2 separate regions of the Homo sapiens genome follow, and region 1 is linked to region 2. A link is an interaction called in ENCODE POLR2A ChIA-PET data of the cell type or tissue named here. Cell type or tissue: GM12878. All regions are shown on one strand. Links, peaks and the distances in the headings refer to the core of each region. The heading gives the core; the rest is flanking DNA. Region 1 overlaps PPP2R3A (protein phosphatase 2 regulatory subunit B''alpha). Region 2 overlaps MSL2 (MSL complex subunit 2).

The links. Peaks named below come from ENCODE experiments on the same cell type or tissue, not always from the same donor. Only the 100,000 strongest peaks of a DNase experiment are listed, where the experiment ranks them.
Region 1: POLR2A ChIA-PET joins it to region 2 with 6 read pairs; 10 of 35 experiments call an interaction of 5 or more read pairs at or near these places.

The regions. Positions count from the first base shown.
Region 1 is chr3:136,093,653-136,100,587 of GRCh38, forward strand. All of the region lies in intron 10 of PPP2R3A (protein phosphatase 2 regulatory subunit B''alpha), which reads left to right. Among named protein-coding and RNA genes, the nearest start is that of MSL2, 99 kb to the right of the region's middle. In GM12878, for the core only: no CTCF peak of the experiment used is centred there; no DNase peak of the experiment used is centred there; H3K27me3 peaks cover 121 bases.
Region 2 is chr3:136,189,125-136,193,124 of GRCh38, forward strand. The region is part of intron 1 of MSL2 (MSL complex subunit 2); the gene reads right to left. Among named protein-coding and RNA genes, the nearest start is that of MSL2, 5.2 kb to the right of the region's middle. RefSeq lists an enhancer at 1-496. In GM12878, for the core only: no CTCF peak of the experiment used is centred there; a DNase peak (open chromatin) is centred at 1,894; H3K4me3 peaks cover 3,261 bases; H3K27ac peaks cover 992 bases.

The DNA of each region.
Region 1 (6,935 bases), core at 1,124-5,123, 94 kb before region 2:
GCTTGACATCATTAGTCATCAGAGAAGTGCAAATCAAAACCACAATGAGATACCACTTCACACTAGGATAGTTATCAAAGAGTCAGATAATAACAGGTGCTGCCAAGCAGGTGGAAAAATCGGAACCCTCATACATTACAATAGGAATGTAAAATGGTGCAGCCGTTACAGAAAAGTCTGACATTTCCTCAAATGGTTAAACATATCATATGACCTAGCAATTCCACTCCTTAGGTATATACTCAAGATATATGAAAACATGTCCACACAAAAACTTGTACACCCATTTTCATAGCAGCGTCATTCACAATAGCCAAAAGTTGGGATCAGCCCAAGATAAACAAATGTGATCTATTCATATAACCAAGTATTATACAGCAGTAAAGAGAAATGAAATACTGATACATACTACACACGACTGGATCTTGAAAACCTTATGTAAAGTAAAAGATGCCAGTCACAAGACACCACATACTGTATGAATTCATTTATATGAGTTGTCCAGAATAGACAAATGTATAGAAACAGGAAATAGGTTAATGGATGCCTAATCCGTGGAGAGCCTGTGGTGAAATGAGGAATGAGTGCTAATGGGTATGGAGTCTCTTTTTGTAGGTGATGAAAGTGTCCCTATATTAATTGTAGTGATGGTTATACAACTCTGTGAATGTTAAAAACCCTTGAATTGTACATTTTAAAAGGAACAATTATATGATATGTGAAATATATTTTGGTAAGCCTGTTTAAAAAAAAGACTTAGAATACTAGAAAGTATGTTCTGTAAACAAAATGGAATTAATGTAGAAATCAATATGAGAAAGACAACTGGAAAATCTCCACACACTTGGGTATTAAACAACACACTTCTAAATAATCTATGGATTAAAAAGGATGACTCAAGGGGAATTAGATATTCACGAAGTAATAAAGGAATGCTACAAATAACGTATACATACACAGATATGGTGACCTCAATGAAATGGACCAATTTCCTTTAAAGTCACAAATTAATAAAACTCACCTAAAAAGAAATACATAACCTGAATAGTCAGATGTCTATTAAAGAAAATTGAATTCACAGTTTAGAACCTCCTGAAAAAGAAATCTCCCAGCCCTGATAATTTAATTGTATTCTTACAGTCATTTGAAGAAGAAATAATACTGAATTCTGCACCACATTTTCCAGAAAACAGAAAGGGAAGGAATAATTCCCAACTCATTTTATAAACAAAACCAGACAAACACATACCAGAGAATAAAACTACAGACTGACATCCCTCTTGAATATAGACCCAAAATCAGTAACAAAATACTAGTAAGTCAAGGCTTAGTTCCTCAAACTTTCAGGTCCCTCTTCCAGAATCTGCAGATGCCCCAAGGGAAAGATGGTCCCAAATGCTAGGTGCCCCTCTCTGGATTTTCTTCTAGATCTGGATACCATAATTCTTCACTGCCCTGTTAATTCTCCAGCATCTTTGAACTGTTTTTTTTTTCTATGGGGGGAGGTCCCCTCAGTTTCCTCAGTGGAAGGCATGATCCCACTTAGGTAATCATTAGCAGAAGTGGAGCTCTTCAGATCAGTTTTTCACATCATGAGATCCATAACTGGATTCTCATAGAATGTTACCAACAAAGGTTTTTTGAGTCAAAAGCTTTCTTAGACCTCCTTTGGTGCTCCTTTTCTACCTTGCATGTTGCCTTTCTCCTAACAGCTCACATATTGAGATTCCATTCTTTGCCAGTGACTAGTATTTTATATGTAATGGCTTATTTAATCCTCATATCACTATGAGTTGAGGTGTCAGTGGTCCCATTTTTCAGTTGATGAAACAGAAGCTCTAAGAGACTGTGCAGCTAGTAAGTGTCCTAGCTTGGATTCAGACTCAGGTTTGTATCTCTCCCAAACCTGGACTCTACCACTATATGGCCTGTCATCCAGATGCCATTCATTTGCATGTCTACCTTCTTTCCAAGTAGGCTGTAGACTCCCTAAAAGAGAGTTCTTTTTGTGTCATGAAATTGCTTGTTGCTTAAGAGAATCAAAATTAGGCCAATTATATAAGAAAATAACTACTGATTTTGCCCATTGATACTTGTTTCCTTGGTTTCTAGTGGCACTTACTAGGTACCCTGCATGTTATTCTCAGTGGTTCACATTGCTTTACTAAAGCAGAGTGTGAGCAGAAAATAGTGTCCACCATTTTGGCAAAAATGTCAGTACAGATGCTCCTCCACTTACAGTAGGGCTACATCCTGGTAAACTCAGCATCACTTGAAAATATAAGTCAAAAATTATTTAATACACCTAACCTACTGAACATTATACCTTAGTCTAGCCAGCCTTAAATATGCTCAGAACACATCTTAGCCTACATTTGGGCAAAATCATCTAGCACAAAGCCTACTTTATAATAAAGTATTGAGTATCTCATATAATTTATTGAATACTGTACTGAAAGTGAAAACAGAATGATTGTATTGGTACTTAAAGTGCAGTTTCTAATGAGTGCATGTGGCTTTCACCCCATTGTAAAGTCAAAAAATTCTAAGTCAAACCATCATAAGTCAGGGACTGTCTATAGAATGAAAATCAAACTCTTATTTAAGAAAATGGAACAGGCACCACTTTGCAGAAATGGGGTTTCTGGCTTATGAATTACATGGGTTGAAAAAATGAATTTCCTAAAAAAAGTAATACATTCACTAAGGTGTGATTAATCCTGCGTGAAATGCTGCGTACGAAATTAGGATCTAGAGTCTTTCCTATGCCTGGTAACAGAGGTAGATATGGGAAGAATCTGGGTAGATTGTTTTCTGTGGACAAACTCTTGCAAACCCTCTTTTAGTATGTCCTTTAATCTCTCTGTCCTGGTTTTTATCATATTCTGCTTCTACCTTAGTCATCTGGCTAGATATCATCTCCAGGAGCTATTTCATTCACCTTTGTTATGCCTAAGGGCACTAGGCCAGTGCTTTTCACAGTAGTAAATAATAAAATATGTATATTGAATATGCAACAGAATATACATTTAATTACTGCCTAAGCAATAATGGAGTTTCCAGTAACTTTCTTCTTGAGTAGCATACAGGAGTTTATATTAGGGGTAAGAAATCACTTGCTCAGCACTTAATTTCATTCAGTCCAAGGAAAGGACAAGAAGTAATCTTAGCTCATGGCTGTAGTCCCAGCTACTTGGGAGGCTGAGGCACAAGAATCGCTTGAACCCGGGGGTTGGGGAGGAGGTGAGGAAGGTTGCAGTGAGCTGCGATCATGTCACTGCACTCCAGCCTGGGTGACAGAGCGAGACTTTGTCTCACACACACACAAAAAATGTAATTTTGTTTATGTCTACAATATTAGAAATATAATTTGTCATTAATATCATTATGCTTTGAAAAACCAAATATTGGTGGTAAATATAGCAGAAATCTAACACTAGTGCTCTCTGGTCAGTTATTCCTTCTGTGTTTTCTGTTTTCCAATTTTCCTACAATAAATAGTCAATACTTTTAGGCTCTGAGAAGATCAGTTACCTTTGGTAAGAAAAAAAAAAAAAGAATCTGCAATGAAAGAAACTTTAGAGAGTATCCAGTACTTTCAATAAGAAAATACCCTCTGAACATGTCCTGCATGTATTATCCATCCAGCCCCTGCTGCTAAACTTTTCAGGGACAAGTAACTATCCACTGAGGCAGCCTGTTCATTTTTCTCTTTCGTTCATTGATCCTTATAGTCTCCAATATTCAGAGAATTATATCTGTTTGATCTACCACATCTTTCAGATATTTAAAAGCAGTTATGTGCTTTTGGCAAATATTCAGGCAGTATATCTATCTTTGCATTCTAGCTTTCTTTCTCTCTTACGGGCTATTAACAAAGAACTGAAGGGTATGCTTTAGCTTTATTTATTGTAAAGAGAAGATTGTCTTAGTTCTTAATTGAAAATGCAAGTAATTAAATTATTTCAGTTTCTATTTCACAGTAAAATAAGTTGTCTTTCACTTCAGTCCTGTTAAATCCTTGGTCAAAATCAAGATTTACTTTATTCCCTTTTGCCTGATTTTGGTTCTCTTAAGATAATTAATGAGGAATTTCAAGACACAAAGAGATCTTAGAGGCCAGAGGCCACTCCCCTGCCCCTTTTGTACTGAAACCATTATTACTTAAAAAAAAAAGTCCCAACAGTGTAACAACCAGATATTATTACATGTATTGCAGCCCTCTGCTTATGAGATGTAACTCTTCAAGGTTTTCCCCACAATCAGGAATAGTTTGACAGTGGGGCAGCATTCTGCCCCTTTTATATTCTGAGAGTAGATATGATATGACTGAACCTCACCATAGCCAACCTATTACCTCACATTCATTAGGTTCAATGAATGTCCCCCTTTGTTCTTTAATAATAATGTTAAACATCAAGTTGGTACAATTTTTAAAATATATTTCTCAAAAAGACTTTGCCCACTCTGGGCAACATAGGAAGACCTGATCTCTACAAAAAGTTTTTAAAAAATTAGCCAGGTGTGGTGGTACATGCCTCTGGTCCCAGCTAGTCTGGAGGCTGAGGCAAGAGTCTCACTTGAGCCCAAGAGGTTGAGGCTGCAGTGAGCCATGATTGCAGTACTGCACTCCAGCCTGGGTAACAGAATGAGAGCCTATCTCAAAAACAAATAGTAAAAAACTTTTCAAGTATTACATGTTCAATTTTTTGCAATAATGTAAACTATATCTTTCTCAGAAAAGGTACACACAGATCTTAATGTGACTTACTTGAAAACAGTCAACAGTTACAACTTAGTTATTTTCACTTTTCTCTCCCCAAAGGAGATTTTCTTTTAACCATTAAAGGTGTGGTTCTTAATATGGTTTCAGGCCTACAAGTGGGAATTTGAACAGCGGTCTCCTAGAACCTTCTCTTGAAAAGTTTTACTTTGCCATGAATTTGTGGTTCTTTAGAAAAACATTGTTCCCTATTACCAATTAATGTTGTTGGCTTCATAAAGGAAATGAGAAATAATAACAAAGTATTGGAAACTGGAAAGCAAATAAACATAGCAGACTGCCTGAATCCTAAGCCAGCTGAGGGAAAAACCAAGAAGCAACCAGATATACCCAGCAAAACCTGCAGACATTCAGGATTTGGGGATACTAGGAACCTTGGAAGTGGGGGTGGGGTAAAGGTAAAGCCAAAACAGGAGAGTTTATAGAAAGTTTGTTTAAATGAACAGTTGATCTTCAGGTCATGTCCTCTACCCTAGCATAAAACTGGTGCTTTATTCCCTGGAGAACATAAAACAGAGGGTCTCCGGACTGGGGAGCATTGGGCACAGTTGAGATGTGAATGTGATCTTGAAAACAGATAAAATGAGTGTATGCATACTGAATGCTGAGACGCCCAGTCTTCATTCCTCACTCAGCTAACAGAATGCTGCCTACCTGCCCTGAACCTCCAAGCAAGAAACTGAAATGCTTTTCTGGGGAACTGACCTGCCCAAGAATAAAGACCTGAAGATTCGACACTGGGTCATCCCCAAGGAAAAAAACCAGCCCATTCATTTTACAGTAAAGCCCAGAGTCAACAAACCCACAGATCAGAACCTCCAATCAGCTTTTTAGCACCTACTCTCAAATATGAGCAGAGAACAGAGGATCACTAGATACCTGAGTAAAGCCTCTTGCACAAAAGATAAAGGCCAGACAAATAGAGGGGGAAAGATAACTTGGATGAAACAGACTTTCAGAGAAAATAAAACATTACAAGAAAAAAAACACAGTGATTAATATCCTCAGAGAGACTATGAGAAGAAATTAGAGTACAGGACATGAACAGAATGATACTTTCTATGAAAGGAACATTCAGGAAACCAAAAAGCTCTTTGAGTAATCAAAACTACAATAGCAGAAATAAAAAAACAATGTTTAGAAGATAAAGCTGTGTAACCCTCCCAGAAAGAAACCCCCTCCCCCAAAAAAGATGAAACAATAGGAAATAGAGACAAGATACGAAAATTGGAGAAACAGATCAAAAAAATTTTAATATAACTGGAAAATGAAATATGGTACAGGCCACATAGGTAATTTTAAAATTTAGCCACAATGGAAAAATTTAAAAATAGGTAAAATTAATTTTGTTGTATATCTGTTTTGTATTTGCACTGAGAAAACATCTCAAATTTGATTAGCCACATTTCAGATGCTCAAAAGGCCACATGCGGCTAGTAGCTATACCATTACTGGGCTATGTAGATCTCAATAACAGTTCTTAAAAAAAAAAAAAAAAGAGAAGGAGGGAAAGGGCAGGGAAGAGAGATACAAACATTTTCAAGGACTGAAGGATTCAGTTTCCAAACTGAATAGGCTCTCAGAAAAGCCCAGCCAAATAGATGAGCTAGATCTCAACCAAGGCCATCATGATATTTCAAACTACTAAGGACTCAGAGAAACCTCTGCGGGCTTCTAAGAGGCAAAAAACAAAATGGGTTACAGTCAAAGGAATAGATACCAATAAAGCTTTAGACTTCTCATCAATACTGGATAAACAATGGATCAATACTTTTTAAAGTATGAGGGAAAAGGCCAGGCGCAGGAGCTCACAACTAAAATTCCAGCACTTTGGGAGGCCAAGACAGGAGGATCCCTTGAGGCCAGGAGTTCGAGACCAGTGTGGGCAATATAGTGAGACCCTGTCTCTACCAAAAAAAAAAGAACTTTTATTATTATTATTATTAAAAATTAGCCAGGCTAGGCGCCGTGGCTCACGCCTGTAATCCCAGCACTTTGGGAGGCCTAGGCGGGCAGATCACCTGAGGTCAGAAATTCGAGACCAGCCTGGTCAATATGGTGAAACCCCGTCTCTCCTTAAAAAAAAAAAAAAAATTAGTTGAGCATGGCGGCAGGCACCTGTCATCCCAGCTACTTAGGAGGCTGAGGCAGA
Region 2 (4,000 bases), core at 1-4,000:
AAAAAAAAAAAACACACACACAAAAATAAGGCGAGCATGGTACCGCACGCCTACAGTCCCAACTAATTGAAAGGCTGAGGTGGGAGGACAGCTTAAGCCCAAGAGGTTGAGCTGCACTGAGCCGTGATCATGCCACCACATTCCAGCCTAGGCAACAGAACAAGACCCTGTCTCGAGAAAATTAAAAAAAAAAAAAAAAGTTAAGAAAATAGATCTGCTATCTATAGCTGAATTGTATCTACCAAGAAAATTACTAACTAAACACAGTTCTTCCTACCTGCATACTAGATAAATGTGCTCTAAAGAATTCTTCCCAGAGGCTGGGCGCAGTGGCTCACACCTGTAATCTCAGCACTTTGGGAGGCGGAGTCGGGCGGATCACGAGGTCAGGAGATCGAGACCATCCTGGCTAACACAGTGAAACCCCTTGTCTACTAAAAACACAAAAAATTAGCCGGGCGAGGTGGCGGGTGCCTGCAGTCCCAGCTACTCAGGAGGCTGAGGCAGGAGAATGGCGTGTACCCGGGAGGTGGAGCTTGCAGTGAGCCAAGATGGCGCCACTGCACTCCAGCCTGGGCGACAGCGAGACGCCGTCTCAAAAAAAAAAAAAAAAAAGAATTCTTCCCAGATCAGAAAACAGGTAAACTAAGAAAAAACTGTTAAAATAGACCCTGTTTTAACACCAATGTTTAACCTCTGACCAAAGAGCTATTCAAAAACAAACTCTACACAAATAAATGCGCTTTCATGGTTAATTTCTGAAACTTTACATGTACAAAATGTTAATTGGTAAGTTTTCTACAAATATTAACCAGGCGCGGGGGTGCACTTTCGTAGTTCCTGCTACTTGGGAGGCTGAGGTGGGAGGATCACCTGGACCCGGGAGACAAAGGTTGCAGTAAGCCGAGATCATGCCACTGCACTCCAGCCTGGGCAACATAGCAAGACCCTGTCTCAAAAATAAAAAATTACTAATTTTTCTATCGTGACACATGAGGTCTGTTATAGCTTAAGTGCCTCTACTCAGCACTTGGCCAATAATTGTTGGTTTACTTGTCTTCCCAGTAACACTGACCAATATATATGGGCCTGTGCCATGTGTCTTATTCATCTTTCTATCTTAGCATCTAGAACATCACAGGTGACCAATAAAGAAATAGTACAGCTACCGGGGCTCACACCTGTAATCCCAGCATTTTGGGAGACCCAGGCCAGATGAGTTCAAGACCAATCTAGACAACACAGCAAGGCCACATCTCTACAAAAAAAATTTTTAAATTAGCCAACCACGTGTGGTGGCGCACACCTGTAGTGTTAGCTACTCTAGAGGCTAATGCCAGAGGACTGGAGTTGGAGGCTGCAGTGAACTATGACTGCACCACTGCACTCCAGCCTGGGTGACAAAACAAGATTGTCTCAAAAAAAAAAAAAAAGGAAAATATTCATGTTCCCGAGTTTGACCATGATACTTTCCAAGTTATCTCCAAGAATAGTATTTTTCCATTTAACATGACCCTCCAATCCTAACAGGATTTTTGATTGTATACATCAGACTTGTTACATCATTTGAAGAGTTACAAGTTTAATGAAAACATAAAATCCTTAGGCCAAAACTTATCAAGTCTCATCTTATCAAAAGAAAAAAACAATTCTACTTTCTGATAAAGCAAGTCCAACATTTAGAACATGAGCGAGAAATCGACACTTAAAAATAGTACCCATAGTGATTTTTGTCTTGGTCAGTTTCTGTGGCCTAGAAAGTACAGTAATTCTCTACAGCAAGGCTATCCCATTCACTAGAAGCTTCAGAAGGTTTAAATATACAAAGCAATTGAAAAACAAGCAGTGATAATCAGCTAATTAACATATCAAAGAACAGTAATAACAAAACTGTAACTGCAATGAATAATCTAGGTTTGACAATAATTGACCTGATAGTTTAGTCTCTTCCCTCACCTCCACCCACCATTGTCTACTGTGCAAAGGTGGGATATTAAGTACCTAATATGTGCCAGACACTGAATCTGTAGACTTGTTCTCATGGGTTCAAAAACTTTTTTCAGGCTGAGCACGGTGGCTCACACCTGTAATCCCAGCACTTTGGAAGGCCAAGGCGGGCGGATCACAAGGTCAGGAGTTCAAGACCAGCCTGGCCAACATGGTGAAACCCCGTCTCTACAAAAAATACAAAAATTAGCTGGGTGTGGTGGCGTGAGTCTGTAATCCCAAGCTACTCGGGAAGCTGAGGCAGGAGAATCACTTGAACCCAGGAGGTAGAGGTTGCAGTGAGCCGAGATTGCGCCACTGCACTCCAGCCTGGGTGAAAGAACAAGAATCCGTCTCAAAAAAAAAAAAAAAAAAGTCTTTTCAGGCCAGGAGCCACAGTGGCTTACACCTGTAATGCCTGCACTTTGGGAGGCCAAGGCACAAGGATAGTTTGAGCCTAGGAGTTCAAGACCTGCCTGGGCAACACGGTAAGACCCTCTCCCTACAAAAACTTTAGCTGGGCATGATGGTACATGCCTGTAGTTCTAGCTAATTAGGAGGCTGAGGTGGAAGGACTGCATGAATCCAGGAGTTTAAGGCTGCAGTGAGCTAGGATCGCACCACTGCACTCCAACCTGAGCAACATAGCAAGATCCTGTTTCAATAAAAAGTTTTTTCAAACCGCTTAAAAATAAGCCCACACATAACACAAATTTAGAGAAACAAACTTGAAGAAGATAAAGGCAATTGGCAAAAAGTTAAAGCAATGTGCCTACACAGTAAGTAAAAGCCAAATTTCAACCTAATTGCAAAGTTTGAAGGGCTTTTTCCCTCCCTCACCTCTTCCTCTGAGGCTGTCATAAACACCTACATGTAAGTCACCAGGCAGGAAAGAATGTGAAGCAGAAGAAATACAAAACTGTAAAAGAAAAAACAATGTCTTCCCTAAAAAGTTTATTATATGTATCAAGAAAATCAGACTGATACAAAATCTGCACTCAAAGGAGATATAAGTATCTTATGACTGGAACAAAGGTTTACAGAAGGTTTAGACAAGAAAGATAACTTTTTTATTTTTTTGAGCCGGAGTTTCACTCTGTTGCCCAGTCTGGAGTGCAGTGGTGCGATCTCGGCTCACTGCAACCTCTGCCTCCCAGGTTCAAGCAATGTCTGGAGATCGGCCTCAGCCTCCTGAGTAACTGGGATTACAGGCACCTGCCACCACACCCAGCTAATTTGTGTATTTTTAGTAGAGATGGGGTTTCACTATGTTGGCCAGGCTGGTCTCCAACTCCTGACCTCAAGCGATCCGCCCACCTTGGCCTCCCAAAGTGCTGGGATTACAGGCACCTGGCCAGAAGTAACTTTTTGCTGCAGTGAGCAAGGAAGACTTCACCAAGGAGGCAGGGAGTTGAGTTAGGCCTTTAGAAAAAAGTAGTGTTTTAGGCAGAAGAAAATTAAGAAAGCAAAGATAAAAAAAAAAAGAAAAAGATATAAAAAAGCATGTTTGAAAGGACAAAAATATCAATCCAGTTAAAAGAGAATTATGTAAAACCACAGTTGAATAAAAGGATGAAAAGGTAGTAGCGGGTCAAATCTACAGGACGTGTTGAAACAAATTCCCTAATTAAGCATTACAACAGAATTAAACTTCATTTTTACAAATGCATTATCTTCATGAAATAAGACTGCCCATCCACGAATTTGAATGCACTAATGCTTTTCAGCTAAGGAAAAAAGTCTAGTACATACCTGGTACAAAAATATGTCAATGCTGGGCTGAATTCAAATAACTGATTTTTTTTCTATGTCTTTATAATCATAGACTTACGTCCAAAGAGATGGGAGGAAAAAAACCTGAACCTACATCCCTATTACTGAAACCATGCCAGCTACTCAATCATAAGGGAGAAGCAGAACTCACGATCTTTTCCATAGGATGATGTGAAATAAGAAAGCCCTGTCAGAAAAATTCCCCTTGTGTTGCCAAGACTGACAAAAAATAAAAATAAAA